5 separate regions of the Homo sapiens genome follow, and regions 1, 3, 4 and 5 are each linked to region 2. The links are chromatin contacts, found by Hi-C or POLR2A ChIA-PET in ENCODE. All regions are on one chromosome and are shown on one strand. Each heading gives the region's core, a stretch centred on a gene start or an enhancer-like site at or near the end of the contact. The rest is flanking DNA. Distances are from core to core; before and after follow the strand shown.

Region 1 (2,700 bases), core at 150-2,649, 450 kb before region 2:
TCACGCTTGTAATACCGCACTTTGGGAGGCCAAGGCAGGCAGATCACTTAAGGCCAGGAGTTTGAGACCAGCCTTGCCAACGTGGTGAAACCCCATCTCTACTAAAAATACAAAAATTAGCTTGGCACAGTGCTGCACACCTGTAATCCCAGCTACCTGGGAGGCTGAGGCACGAGAATCGCTTGAATCCAGGAGGCAAAGATTGCAGTGAGCGGAGATCGTGCCACTGAACTCCAGCGTAGGTGAGAGAGTGAGACTCTGTCTCAATAAATAAATAAATAAATAAATAAATAAATAAATAAATAACACAAAACACATACATACTCAAAGGAAGATAAGTAATTCAGGTTAATCTGAATGCAGCCCTACTGCCTAGTCTGTGCCTCCATAAGGAGGATGTGGCTATCACTTGGACTTCTATCACCAGTACAGATCCACCTTAATGTCCAATGGGCATTAAGTGAGGAACTCAATAAAGTACAAAGAAGTAACATGATGCATGTTAGCTATATTATTACTGTCATTTAATCCTGGTTCTCAATATAAACATACACTCACTAGCAAAATGGCAAAGAGAAGTGGGCATGAGAAAGGACTGGAAAGAAAAGCATCAATGGCATGTTGCTTATTTTACTAAATACAAACAATGGGATTCCTCTACTGATCCAGTATTTTTCCAGCAATGGACCTGGCTTCTATGTTGGACTAAAATAGCCTCTGAAGTCTAAATTTGTAAAATAATGTTTATAAAAACAACATAATAATAAAGTGATTATAGCTTCATCAGCCAAATATGATTTTTACATATAATATCAGCTGTATAGCATACTTTAGTAAAGTACTCCCCCTCCACCCCCTCCCCACCTGAGACTTAGCCACAGTGAAGTCAGGAATGCATTAGGCAGCCAAATGGAAACTACCCGGTGATAAGCGGCTGAGTGACAGCCAGGTCAGCTCTGCCACACCTTGGTGCTAGAGGATAAATTACATCTGACACTGATGTACTCCTTCAACAAGAAGACTTGCTTTAAGGTTCTGATTAGGAAAAATGAGTTAGTCTGCTAATTTCAGTGAATCAAAGTTGTCTATTATAAGACAGAGTTGTTTGTTTAGATATGTTTTATACTATATAAAAGTATAAACAACAATTTTTAAAATGTACAGTTTATACTTTACAGAGCTTAATTTCTGCTCCAAATTTTGTTATCCAGAGCCACTATTTGTGGTATATTATCATACTGTAACAAATTGCCTGTCTGACTTGAAAGTTGTGTGGCCCAAGAAAAGCTCTTACAGTAACCACTCTGTGTAACTGACTTCCACTGAACAACTTCCTGGATTAACCACTGCTCATAATTTCCCTGCAAACCATGCTGACAAATACCCAATGGCACTAGCAGTCTAGTGGGTGATCCCTAGGTGCCATACATACTTTCTGTTCCTGCCAGCTGGACCTCATGCTGACAAAGAGTGAGCTGTTTATACCAATTGACTTGCTATTTTAATTATGAAATTTAATCATGAAAGCTGATGAAATATGAGTACAAAAGATAAACGTTGTTCCTATTAAAAACTAAGGCTTTATACAAACTTAATAAAGGCAAGTCATTAAAAAGAAAGCTGTTGGATTAAATGTGGGCAGGACAGCTATGAAAAAATGAGAAAAAATTTATGAAATCTAAGATTTTGTACTCAGATTATGTTGTTAGTCTCTATGTTTTTATTCTTATGGTTTAGCCTATTAACACAATTAAGAATTTAAAAGAGTAGAATCATTGTCAAAGAAAAGCCCTTGGTCTCACAAGAGTTTGGCAAACATATTCTTATATGTGTTAATGATAATAAAACAGTTTGAATGTATACTTTTTAACAATTCCCTGCTTGAGTTGATATTTTCAATTCACTAGTTCCAATTATGCTGGGTAAAAGGGTATTTTCCATGCTTCAAGTTAGTAACTACTGGATTAGTGGGTATTAGATTTATGAGGTTATTATGAACAAACAGGATTAATCTGGAATCTAGGCATTCACATTTTTATTCCAGACTTTTGAAAGATAAAATACTTTAAGATTCTCCATCTCTTTAACCTAGCAGAGATCAGAGAACAGTGATTAAGAACATGACTCTGTTCAGACAGCCTGGCTCCAACATTTACTAGCTCCATGAGAGTCTTATCACTTAAGCTCCAGTTTTCTCAACTGGAAAATAAGGTTAACAATAGTACCTACCTTCCTGGGCATCAAGAGATTGAAATGAGAAAATGTGGCATAGCAAATGCCTAGTACAGTGCCTGGTACACAGTAAGTACCCAAAATGTTCATTATTATAATAATATTATTATACTGCCTAATAGGAAAAAAGTACCCATTATTACATAAATTAGATTATAACTAATATGTTTCAGTGTCAGTTTTGGGTGGAGGCCATTTTGCCTCCACCTATCGACAGCTCAGACACACCTGCAGAAAATTTGCACAGGTACAGTAAAGCAGGGGTTCTCAGCTAGGGGTTAGTTTACCTCTTAAGAGACATTTGGCAATGCCTGAAGACATTTTAGGCTGTCACAACTAGAGGGAGGAGGAAAACCTACTGGCATTAATAGTGTGGAAGCCAGGGATGCTGCTAAGCATCCTACATCCTACAATACACAGGACAGCCCCCTACTCCACGCTACCCCAACAAAGAATCATCGCACCCCC
Region 2 (2,700 bases), core at 43-2,542:
ACTACAGGCACATGCCACTATGTGGCTAAACAAAAAAAATTTGTTTGAGGGGCTGGGCACAGTGGGTCACGCCTGTAATCCCAGCACTTTGGGAGGCTTAGGTGGGAGGATTGCTTAAGACCAGGAGTTTGAGATCAGTCTGGGCAACACAGTGAAAGCTTATCTCCACTAAAAATAAAAAAAGTTAGCTGGGCATGGTGGCACATGCCTGTGGTCTCAGCTACTCAGGAGGCTGAGGTAGGAGGATCACCTGAGCCCAGGAGGTCAAGGCTGCAGTGAGCTGAGATTGTGCCACTGCACTCCAGCCTGGGCAATAGAGTGAGACCCCCCCGTCTCTTAGAGGCTGGTCCTGAACTCCTGGCCTCAGGTGATTCTCTCACCTTGGCCTCTTAAAGCAATGTTTTTCTCAACCCAGAAGTTCTCTGAATCCCTGTCATTTAGGTTTTATTCTTGTTTTTATTAAAACAAAATTTTTTAAAGATATAGGGTCTCTCTATGTTTCCCAGGCTGGCCTCAAATTCCTGGGCTTAAGCAATCCTCCCACCTCAGTCTCCCCAGTAGCTGGAATTACGTTTCAGCCACTGCATCTGATTTCACTTAGGATTTTTTTGGGAGATTTTTATCTGACTTCATTTAGGAGTGTTTTTGCAGGGAGTGGGAGGGCGGGGGCGGGGATTTTAAACACAGCTTTGCTGCTGTGCTTCTCTTACTTTCCTACGTGGAAATTAAGCTCACTAAAGGTAGTAACTCAGGCTTTGACCTCTTTCTTGCTCAAGGTCTGAATTATGCAGGCATGATTGATGAAATCATTGGTCATTTAGTGATTGGACTTTATCTCCAATCCCTTTCCTCTCCTTGAAGGTCAGAAGTGAGGAGGTGGGGCTGAAAGTTCTAATCCTCTAATCACATGGTTGATTTTTCTAGTGACCAGCCCCCATCCTGAAGCTATCTAGGGCCTCTCCATGACTCATCTCATTAGCATACAGGACTATCAGTTCCAAGGATTTTGAGGCGCTGTGTCAGGAACCAGGGACAAAGACCAAATATTTATTTTGTATCATACCACAGCAAGCCCCGGATGGCTCAATGTCTTGGGCTGAAAGGAAGGGGCTGTTTGAGTCAGGAGACAAGAGAACAACAGTGGGAGGTGTCCTCTGTGTTCATACTCCCCTGTGTGGTTTGGTGAGCCTCAGGCTTTACAGGATGTAGGTGATGTGGGCCCTCCGTTACCTCATCTTATACTCAGGCTATGAAATGCGTCAGATGCCAGCCTTCTTGTAAAAGTTGGGGAGAGGCTGCTATGGTCAGAATGTTTTTGTTCCCTCCAAAACTCACGTGTTGGAAACTTAATCCCCAATGCAACAGCATTGGGTGGTGGGGTTTACTGGGAGGTGTTCAGGTCATGAGGGTGGAGCATGAGTGGATTAAAGCCAGTCTAAAAAGGGCTTGTGGATGTGGGTTCCCTCTGTTCTGCATTTCTGTCCTGTAAGGAACAGTGATTGCCCCTGCTCCGGAAGATGTAATGTGTAAGGTACCATCCTGGGGGTGGCCCTCTCCAGACACCAAGCCTGCTGGCACCTTGATCTTGGACTTCCCAGCCTCCAGAACTGTGAGAAATAAATTTCTGTTCTTTATTAATTACCCAGCAATTTTTATAGCTGCACAAAATGGTTTAAGACAGAGGTCATAGCAAGCTTCAGTTTTTACTTTTTCCCCTTGCATCTGAACAATTGCAAGCAGAAAGAACAACTGAGTGCTTTATTTCTGCAACCACCATGCTGCTACTGAGTGAAGGGGAAGGAGGGGTAAGAGCTTGCCTTCTTTCCTTGTGTTAATTGCAACATCTTCCAAAACCCAGCAAGGAAGGCATGAAGTGAGCCTACCAAGGCCAGTCTCCAGATGAGGGGACTATAGCTACAGATTGCTATGTTTCCTGTTGGTGGTGGTAGCAAGATTTCATAGGGGCCTTTCTTGCCATTGCTCAAAATGAAATGCATTGACACCAAAGGAAGTGGTGAAACTGTGGGCATTGTATGCTTTAGAAATTTGATATTTGGAAACCTGCAGACCTGAAGAGGCAGTAGCTTCTCCTGAAGATCTGATATCCAAGGGCTACCCAGACAAGGAGCTGACTTGTCAGGAAGTGTGGTGGACCTTGACGCAAAAACTCAAACCACAAATGTTTCACTTCTAAATTTTTGCAGGCTTTGTTATATAGACATTTTTGTTAAGCCCTGTCTAAAACAATAGGATGACTGGGTTCTTTCCCCTCCTCATGGTGACTACGTGCATCTTCTACGAACATTCCCATGTCATGTGGTCAGCTTCCAAGAAAGACTTTACCAATGAGTCTGTTTACAGATTCTCAACCAGAGGACTTACAGGAATGCACAGTAGCTATTTGTTTGGGATGCAGAGGTACATGAGCCCCAGACCTCATCCCCAATCAGGCAGTTGGGTAGGAATGGTGTGGTTACTGATGGTGGGAGGACAGGGATGGTGGGGACTTTCCTGTGGAGGGCCCACCACTGAAGAAATCTCTCTACCTCCTGGTTTGATCCAGGCTTTCCAGGGATAAAATAAGAGGGGGAAACAAAGAAGTAATCATTCCCCAGCCCCCAGTATGCCCCATCTCTGACTCAGCTCCCAGCAGAGCAGTAATAGGTCCCTGCTTATCAGATGGCATCGGAAGGGGGTGGG
Region 3 (2,700 bases), core at 44-2,543, 390 kb before region 2:
TCACAATGCAGAAAAATGATGCCAGAAGCATCATTTGGACTACAGAATGAATAGAGCTATTTAAATGAAACAGCAACCAACACACTCTGAAAACCTCATTAATGACACAATTGATCTATAAGTATCCTGCACATTCCACACCTGCACAGGAGTGTAGAAGTAGATACAGAGAGTGAACTCAATGGTAGGCCAATTACCAGAGAAAAGTGCTTCGTATTAGTAGATAAGACAGAAAGCTATCAGCATGTTGGTTCAAACTCATTGACCATTCAAAACCTAAAACATTCTATCACAGATCACTAGGATACCCAATAATAGATCTTTTCACAAGTACCTAAGAACAGATTTATAGCCTCTTTCAGCGATCCTCAATTTATTCTAAACTCCCTTACGATTTTGAGTAATAAATGCACATAGCATCTACATTTACTCAAAGTTAAAAAGCATCCAAAAATCATACAATACACTATGTGGGAAGAACACAAACAAATGCATGGGAATAATAAAGACCAAAACCAGGATAGTGGCTTCTTGGGGATTAAGAAAGGGAACTGCTGTTAGAGAGAAATATCCTGGGTTTTTTAATGTTCAATGGAATTGGTAAACATTCGATTTCTCTATAGAGTGTTGAGGAGAGGTAACATGGATTTTGTTTTTCTGCTAATCAAAAAGGAGCTGGGGTAAGGATATTTGTGTTATGCCTTATATGCTTTTTATATTTGAAATATTCCTACTAATTTTTCAAGAACAAAAACAAGGAATTAGAAGGGTATAGACTGTTCTAAGAAAACACAAAGAACAAGTCTGCACTGCCAAATATGCACCTACCTATGCAAAGGGATGAGTCTGCCAGTATCCAAGACCCTTTTTAGCATTCACAGCACAAGTTGGTCGATCAGGACGCAAAACCTTCTGGGGGTGTGGGGGTGGGGTAGAATCTGAAAGTGATATATTTTATTCTCATGTCTTTGAATACTAAATCACTACCTGCTAACTGTTAAGAGTGAAGAGTATGCCAGTCAACACCAACACACTCTGCCAGTTTAATTTAATGGTATTATTTTGCCTTGCTTTGCAATTACTCCTACATTTCCCCAGGGAGAAACTAATGGATTACTAAAAATAAAATGGAGACTAAGTGAATCACTTAGGCTGTTTTGGCTCCTAACTCAAACTGGCTTAAATAAAAAGGAAATGTATTGGCTCAAATGCTTGGACGTCAGAGAAAGGGCAAGCTTCAGGGCTGGTTTCCTTGTGATTCTGGACTCCGTCCTCCACCCTGTGTGGCTTCTCACTCAGTCCGGAAGCCACAATGCTGCAGCTACACCAGACCTCACACCAGCGCACAACAACATCCAGAAGTAAGAGGCAGCTCTGTCCTAACCATGAGAAGCCTTCTGCCAGAAGCTCCAGGCAAACCCACATTGGAGCCACGCTGGGTAGAAAAGGATTACAGGACCATCTCTGAAACCATCCCCCTGGCCAGGTAACACTCAGCACTCACTGATGTAGCCAGAGTTCATGAGTCAATCATGGACAAGGCAGAAATGAGACTGCTCCTAATCAGGGCGAGCTGCAGTCAGTTCTTCAACCCCATAACATGAGGAATAGATGCAACGCATGATATGGATCCAACCCTAATGTTCAGTCAGTACTATTTACAGGCAATAGCCTGAGCAATACTGTATCAGAATACGAAATAAATCACTATTACACTGTATTTGTATATAAAGCTATAGATTCAAAAAGCAGATGACAAACGACTTCATCTCTTTGAGAAAAGTAGATTTTTTAAAATTTTGTTTCTATGTTTTCATTTCTCTAATCAGAAATTTAAACACAGAAAATCAACACTTTGTAAAGCAGGTAGGTCATAGGAAGTATGGCATAGTACTTACTATATTCTTGTGCCATGGCTACCGAAATTTAGACAACGTCCACACCAATAAGGTATAACCTGAAATAAAATTAGAAAAAAAACCTGGTTAAGTGCACAATAAATTTCACTAAAATACAATAGCTGTATAACTTACACAGGTCTTATCTTTGTTCTAGAAGAGGCAAACCAGCCTTTCTAAGGTAAATAGTTGCTTTTAAATTAGACATTAGAGAAAAATGTCTCTAGTATTATCATATTTCTTTCTTTTTTTTTTTTTAAGATGGAGTTTCACTCTTGTTGCCCAGGCTAGAGGGCAATGGTGCGATCTTGGCTCACCACAACCTCCACCTCCCAGGTTCAAGCGATTCTTCTGCCTCAACCTCCCTAGTAGCTGAGATTACAGGCGTGTGCCACCACGCCCAGCTAATTTTGTATTTTTAGTAGAGACGAGGTTTCTCCATGTTAGTCAGGCTGGTCTCGAACTCCTGACCTCAGGTGATATGCCCGCCTCAGCCGCCCAAAGTGCTGGGATTACAGGCATGAGCCACCGCGCCCGGCCTGTCTGTAGTATTATAATATTTCTAAATATTTTTAAGGTCACATGCATCTTTGTAGAGCTGACCATAACAAACCAAAACAAACAAAATACCTTTTTATCAAGTACTGTTGCCCTGGACTGCTATTTATAAAGCTGAAACAAAAAGGGGAAAAAATAGAATTATTATTTTTCTCTTTTTGAGATGGAGTATCATTCTGTCACCCAGGCTACACTGCAGTGGCACAATCTTGGCTCACTACAACCTCTGCCTCCCAGGTTCAAG
Region 4 (2,700 bases), core at 127-2,626, 310 kb before region 2:
TCATCAACAATAGTCAAGATGTCTTTTTTATTCATTAACTAGCTGAACACTTAATGATATAGAAAGTTTGGCTACCCAGAATGACTCATTTCTGTGAAGTTTTGTTTAATGAACAGGTTTATTACAAAGATTTTAAATCCTTTTATATAAATGAGTACAGAGTCTTAGAGAACACACTATCGAGCTATAAACTGACACCTTAGGAAGTAAATTAAATCTACTGTATCAGTACAAGGGTGATGAGAAAATCAGTAAGCCCTCCAAATAGAAATATGACAGAATATAAATCTAAATATAAAGTTACATATATTTATTTCTGGTATATCTGTATATTAACACATAAACACACTATCAAGAATGTAAATAATCGTAATAGAAAAATTATATAAAGATATATTTAGCAGAAATATTACATATATCTCTGGGTTTAGGATTTGGGATAATTTTTATTTTTTAAGTTTTATTTTACTGTTTGCATTGTTAAAATGAACATATATCATTTTTAAGGTTAAAAAATAAGCTAAAAGATCTGAGAAAAAGACAGTTCCTGTTCAAAAAAATGAGTCAATGCGTGTTTTCTTCCTGATTCACAGAACAAATTAGTGGGAGAATTTTCTCAATTTTAAGACCTTTCTCCCAATGTTAGCCTTCTGGCATCTGCCAAAGTATACCTACAAGCAAATACCAACAAAGCTCATATAGCAGAACAAATAGAACAGTAGCAGAAAACTGGCACTAAAAGAATTCATAATAACATTAATAAATCATGCTTAACTGAGACAGTCCCCCCACCTCACCTCCAACCCTGAGCCAGCAGTTGTGATTTTATGTTACGTACATATAACTGTGTTCATTTTCTGCTAGTAAAATCGTTCTTCGTTCCTAAGATAGAATTAAGTATACCAGTATTTCCTGATTTTCTATTAAAATCACATAACTTCCAGGTGCTCCATTATCTGAACAAAAATAAGGACCTAGAGGCATCCCTGTCACCAGATGTGTAGCCTTGTGACTAATGTTAGCTGTATCTTAAAGACAAGAAAAGGGAAAAGGTGAATTCAGCTCTCTAGGAGCTCAGTAGTAAATTACTCACCAGGTAGAATTCTGCCCATTGTCTCAATTACTCTTCCCCAGACAACTTCATTTGTTCAGAGAAAAAAACAAAAGCCCAATCTGGTTTATTCTCCCAGCTAATCAAGCCATCCACACAAAGCTGAACTAAAACCATAACTAGAGTTTAAATTTCCTGATTCCTTCCTTGAAAGGTAGTCTTACTAATTAGGTAATTTACAACAGGGCCTTGGCAAACCAAAGAGGAAACCTGAAAAAGCAGCAGCCTTTTGCTGTCCCTCTGGCTTTAATCACCATGAAGGTCACCCAGTCCTGCCATCAACCAGCTCTCCTACTTTGGAGAAGCAGGCTGACTCAAAGAGCAAACACCTGTCTCTCATAGTAATGACTTTATTCTCCAGGCCTAACTTTATAAATGAGAAAACTAAGAGAGTAAACAGCTCTATTAACACTGTTGTCATTTTTTAAAACAATTCTTTTAAAGAGATGGGGTCCTGCTATGTTGCCCAGGCTGGAGTGTAGCAGCTATTCACAGGCACAATTCCACTACTGATCAGCACAGGAGTTTCCAACCTGGGCCAGTTGACCCCTCCCTTAGGCAATCTGGTGGTCCCCCACTCCCAGGAAATGCTGAACTTAGTAGGGACACTCAATTGGCATAGAGCACTACAGCTTATAACTCCTGGGTTTAAACAATCCTCCTGCCTCAGCCTCCTGAGTTGCTAGGACTACAGGCAGGTACAACACCCGGCTTACAATTAGACTTGAAATGCAGGCTGTTATGAAGAGTCTCTTGGCTACAGTTCAAGGGAAACATAACACATTAATGCAAAACATCTTCAGCTTTCCCCAATTCCACTTATTTCAGCCCATTTCAGAAATGTCTTCTTTATTCCAACTTGAAAATTCATGTTATACTTGTTATAAATGTCAAACGGTTTTCAGAATATAGAATTCCAGTGGCTAGAGTTAGATGCCTGGGAACACAACTAGCCCCATAAACCTTGGGCAAGTTGCTTAACCTCTCTGGGCCTCAGTTTCTTCAGCTCTAAAAAGAGGATAATACCTACTCCATAGGACTGAGGTGAAGGTCAATACATTAGAGCACTTAGGAAACTCTGTGGCACATGGCAACTGATTGATCAATAAAGGTCAGTTATTACTATAATCATTGGTGTGGATGATGTTATTGCTACCAGAAAGACAACCAAGAAAGCGATGGAAGCGTAGGAAAAAAAAGTGCAAAATAAAGGAAAGAGAACTAAGAGAAAGAAGAATGGCAGCTGCCATGTAATAGCCAAGGGGCATTAGACAAGTTCCTTCAGTTTCCTCATCTACAAAACGGAGATGACATCCACTTGCTCCATCACCCTCCTCACAGGACTGTTCTGGAAGCCACAAGAAAATATCTCTGGCCACAGAACAGAAAGCTAAATGTCTTGCATTGTCACTGACCAGAGGGGCTCAACAAACCTTGGAATACCATGAACTTTCACAATGAGCCATTAGTCAAATAACTATGCACATTAAATGAATATTCTGGATACCACTCTAACAAAAAAATCAATAGTAGGCCAGGCATGGTGGCTCACACCTGTAATCCTAGCATTTTGGGAGGCAGAGGCAGGC
Region 5 (2,700 bases), core at 122-2,621, 350 kb before region 2:
TAGCAGTAAAACAAGACCTCCCATCTGCCCAAGTAGTTCTTCAACAACTACTTTCGCCAGGTGCAATAGCTCACACCCGTAATCCCAGCACTTTGGGAGGGTGAATGGGGAAAACTGCTTGAGCCCAGGATTCAACACCAGCCTGGGTAACATGGTGAAACCCCATCACTCCAAAAATAAAAAAAACTGGGGGCGTGGAGGGTTTGGGCACCTGTAGTCCTAGCTACTCAGGAGGCTGAGGCAGGAAAATTGCTTGGGCCCAGGAGTTCAAGGCTGCAGAAAGCTACAGAGCTACAGTCACACCACTGCACTCCAGCCTGGGTGACAGAGCAAGACCCTGTCTCTAAAAAAATAAATACCTATGTTTTGGGGGAGGGATAAAGGGGCAGGCACCACAGATATATTCTTTCGATATAAATTGATTTGGAAATTGGAGAACAGTTACATAAGTAAAAGAGATCCCAGATTCTGCCTTCCGGGACAACAAAAAAGGAGGTAAATGTATGAAAATGCCATTTACTGGCTGGGCACAATGGCTCATGCCTATAATCCCAGCACTTTGGGAGGCCACGGTGGGAGAATTGCTTGAGCCCAGGAGTTTGAGACCAGCCTGGGCAATAGAGTGGACCCCATCCCTACATTAAAAAAAAAAAAAAAATCTAGCCAGGCATGGTGGCATATGCCCATGGTCCCAGCTACTTGGGAAGCTGAGATGGATCGCTTGAGCCTGGGAGATTGAGGCTGGAGTGAACCATAATTGTGCCCTGGGCGAGAGAGTGAGCTCCTGTCTCTGAAAAATAAGAGCGGCTTTCACTCACAAATATTCTGACCACTAAAGAGCTACCGCACGGGCCTGGTCCTATCACACAGTCTTCAAGTCTGAAGCAGACAGCAGAGGTTGTTTATATCCAGAGTTTATATTAACATGACCTATATCCAGAAAACTGCTATCTGCCTCAACAGATGTCCACACTATTAAACAGCTCTGTCAAGCTCTTTCAGAATCAAAGATTTTTCTTAAAGAAAAGGAACACACTAAAATTGTCACCTGTAAACCCCACTTCTGGCTCTTTTTTAACAGGGCATCAAGCTGACCCTTTATGCTGTTGGAAAAAAACACGGCTATATTGAAGATTAAAACTTCTAAACTAATAAAAACAACACCACAGTTCTAAATTCTCTCCTGCCTCATCTCCCCTTGAAACTTCAAGCAATCCACACTTGCTCCTTCCTGCCAAATCCTTGCTGTAACTGTGCCATCAGGCTGCTAGCACGAAAAACTGAGTTACTATACCACCCTCTTTGCACTCAGCCCTGGTAGTAGCCAATATTTCCCAACACAGCCAAACAAAGACCTTGTTGTCAAGGACAGGCATCTCGGCCAATGCTAGCTACCGTGGTGCCTCGCCATTACACAGGTTGAAATACAGTCAAATCATTAGGTGACAGAGGGGAGATGGTGCTGACAGACTTGGATTAGCAGAAACAGGACAGCATTTTTCCCACACACGCACAACCCGAACTATAATAAATGAGGATTATCAGGTAAATTCTCATAATTCTCTTCATTTACAATTTACTGAAAATGTAGCCTACAAATGCCAACTCTTCATGTGGGGGGGCGGGGGAAGGGGTGTGTGTGTGTGTGTGTGTGTGTGTGTGTGTGTGTGTGTGTGTGTGTGTGTTTGAAATAAAACATTAAGCCTGAAACGGTGGCTCACGCCTGTAATCTCAGCACTTTGGGAAGCCAAGGCAGGCTGAGCATTTGACTGTTGTTCCAGCTACTTGTGGGGTTGAGGTGGGAGGATTGCTTGAGCCGGGGAGGTCGAGGCTGCAGTGAGCCATGATTGCACCACTGCACTCCAGTCTGGACGACAGAATGAGATTATCTCAAAACAACAATAACAACAACAACAACAACAACAAACAGGTTGCTCCCTAATACTACTGCTTATATTGCTTCTAGAGCACTGATTACAGTTCATATGTCCATATTTGTTTCATTTCTCTTCCACTAAGCCATTAAGTTCCATGAAGATAAGTACAATGTCAGTTTGGAGATATACTGTCCCCAGAACCTAGGCCTGACACATAGAAGGGGCTCAAGGGGAAAAAGAGGAATGAATGATGATCACCAAAAGGAACAACTGTAATTTAAACTTCAGAGAACTGAACCCAAAGATAGCTCAGAGTTTCCAAGAGCCACATTCAGTTTGCTTGAGTATCCTGCTGTAATGAAGGAAAAACAAAACTGAAATTAAAGAGACTCTTGAAAATCAACTGGTAGTTGACATTTCCTTTCCAATGAGTTAGAAATATATTAATAGGTGAATTTAATTTCTTTTTATTTTTAAATATCGACATCCTGTCTGTTTGAAGGGAGGACTCTGAGGATTAAAAAGGGTAACTACTTAAGCACTCAGTGATATACAGAGCATTATAAAATATTAGGATATGATAAATATCATTGCTACTAAGTTAAATAAGCAAACTTCCCAGTATCAGGAACAGGCATCTTCATTCCTATTAAACCCCTACCTTTGAAAATGTTCTCTACGATGTATGTACGATATCAGGTAGCTAAAACTTAAGGTCATCTTTATAAAGAAATTCTACTTTTTATAGATTCAGCATTTATGTTATTATGAAAAAATAACTATTGTAAGCAATTACTTTGCTTTTGTTCAAATGGGTATACAA

What was found. Hi-C counts contacts between places; a loop is a spot of excess contacts on that map. ChIA-PET counts read pairs that join two places held with the same protein, here RNA polymerase II (POLR2A). Pooled maps may share reads with other maps.
Region 1: a pooled map shows a loop between it and region 2 (5-fold over the local background). The contact joins two enhancer-like sites. A Hi-C loop is called at or near these places in 2 of 168 maps with a recorded cell type or tissue (IMR-90 and cardiac septum), 2 of 37 single-sample maps with no recorded cell type and 8 of 50 pooled maps. POLR2A ChIA-PET finds 5 or more read pairs at or near these places in 3 of 52 experiments (AG04449, activated CD4-positive, alpha-beta memory T cell and activated naive CD4-positive, alpha-beta T cell).
Region 3: a map of ovary shows a loop between it and region 2 (3-fold over the local background). The contact joins two enhancer-like sites. A Hi-C loop is called at or near these places in 1 of 168 maps with a recorded cell type or tissue (ovary) and 7 of 50 pooled maps. POLR2A ChIA-PET finds 5 or more read pairs at or near these places in 1 of 52 experiments (WTC11).
Region 4: a map of PC-3 shows a loop between it and region 2 (7-fold over the local background). The contact joins two enhancer-like sites. A Hi-C loop is called at or near these places in 1 of 168 maps with a recorded cell type or tissue (PC-3) and 2 of 50 pooled maps. POLR2A ChIA-PET finds 5 or more read pairs at or near these places in 4 of 52 experiments (BJ, PC-3, activated CD8-positive, alpha-beta memory T cell and 1 more).
Region 5: a loop to region 2 is called in a map with no recorded cell type, with 3 times the contacts of the local background. The contact joins two enhancer-like sites. A Hi-C loop is called at or near these places in 13 of 37 single-sample maps with no recorded cell type and 7 of 50 pooled maps. POLR2A ChIA-PET finds 5 or more read pairs at or near these places in 2 of 52 experiments (H1 and HCT116).

The regions. Positions count from the first base shown.
Region 1 is chr14:71,590,795-71,593,494 of GRCh38, reverse strand. All of the region lies in intron 5 of SIPA1L1 (signal induced proliferation associated 1 like 1), which reads right to left. Among named protein-coding and RNA genes, the nearest start is that of SNORD56B, 190 kb to the right of the region's middle. Within about 2 kb of position 1,399, at least 4 of the 41 ENCODE cell types and tissues checked have a DNase peak (open chromatin) inside an H3K27ac peak, as active enhancers do.
Region 2 is chr14:71,142,028-71,144,727 of GRCh38, reverse strand. No RefSeq gene overlaps it. Among named protein-coding and RNA genes, the nearest start is that of SIPA1L1, 180 kb to the left of the region's middle. Within about 2 kb of position 1,292, at least 10 of the 41 ENCODE cell types and tissues checked have a DNase peak (open chromatin) inside an H3K27ac peak, as active enhancers do; they include PC-3, where a contact is called at or near this core.
Region 3 is chr14:71,528,569-71,531,268 of GRCh38, reverse strand. SIPA1L1 (signal induced proliferation associated 1 like 1) reads right to left here. Exons shown (of 24, transcript NM_001386936.1): 4 at 1,899-1,957. Among named protein-coding and RNA genes, the nearest start is that of SNORD56B, 130 kb to the right of the region's middle. Within about 2 kb of position 1,293, at least 6 of the 41 ENCODE cell types and tissues checked have a DNase peak (open chromatin) inside an H3K27ac peak, as active enhancers do.
Region 4 is chr14:71,447,812-71,450,511 of GRCh38, reverse strand. All of the region lies in intron 2 of SIPA1L1 (signal induced proliferation associated 1 like 1), which reads right to left. It also overlaps the pseudogene RN7SL683P. Among named protein-coding and RNA genes, the nearest start is that of SNORD56B, 51 kb to the right of the region's middle. Within about 2 kb of position 1,376, at least 2 of the 41 ENCODE cell types and tissues checked have a DNase peak (open chromatin) inside an H3K27ac peak, as active enhancers do; they include PC-3, where a contact is called at or near this core.
Region 5 is chr14:71,490,747-71,493,446 of GRCh38, reverse strand. The region is part of intron 2 of SIPA1L1 (signal induced proliferation associated 1 like 1); the gene reads right to left. Among named protein-coding and RNA genes, the nearest start is that of SNORD56B, 94 kb to the right of the region's middle. Within about 2 kb of position 1,371, at least 2 of the 41 ENCODE cell types and tissues checked have a DNase peak (open chromatin) inside an H3K27ac peak, as active enhancers do.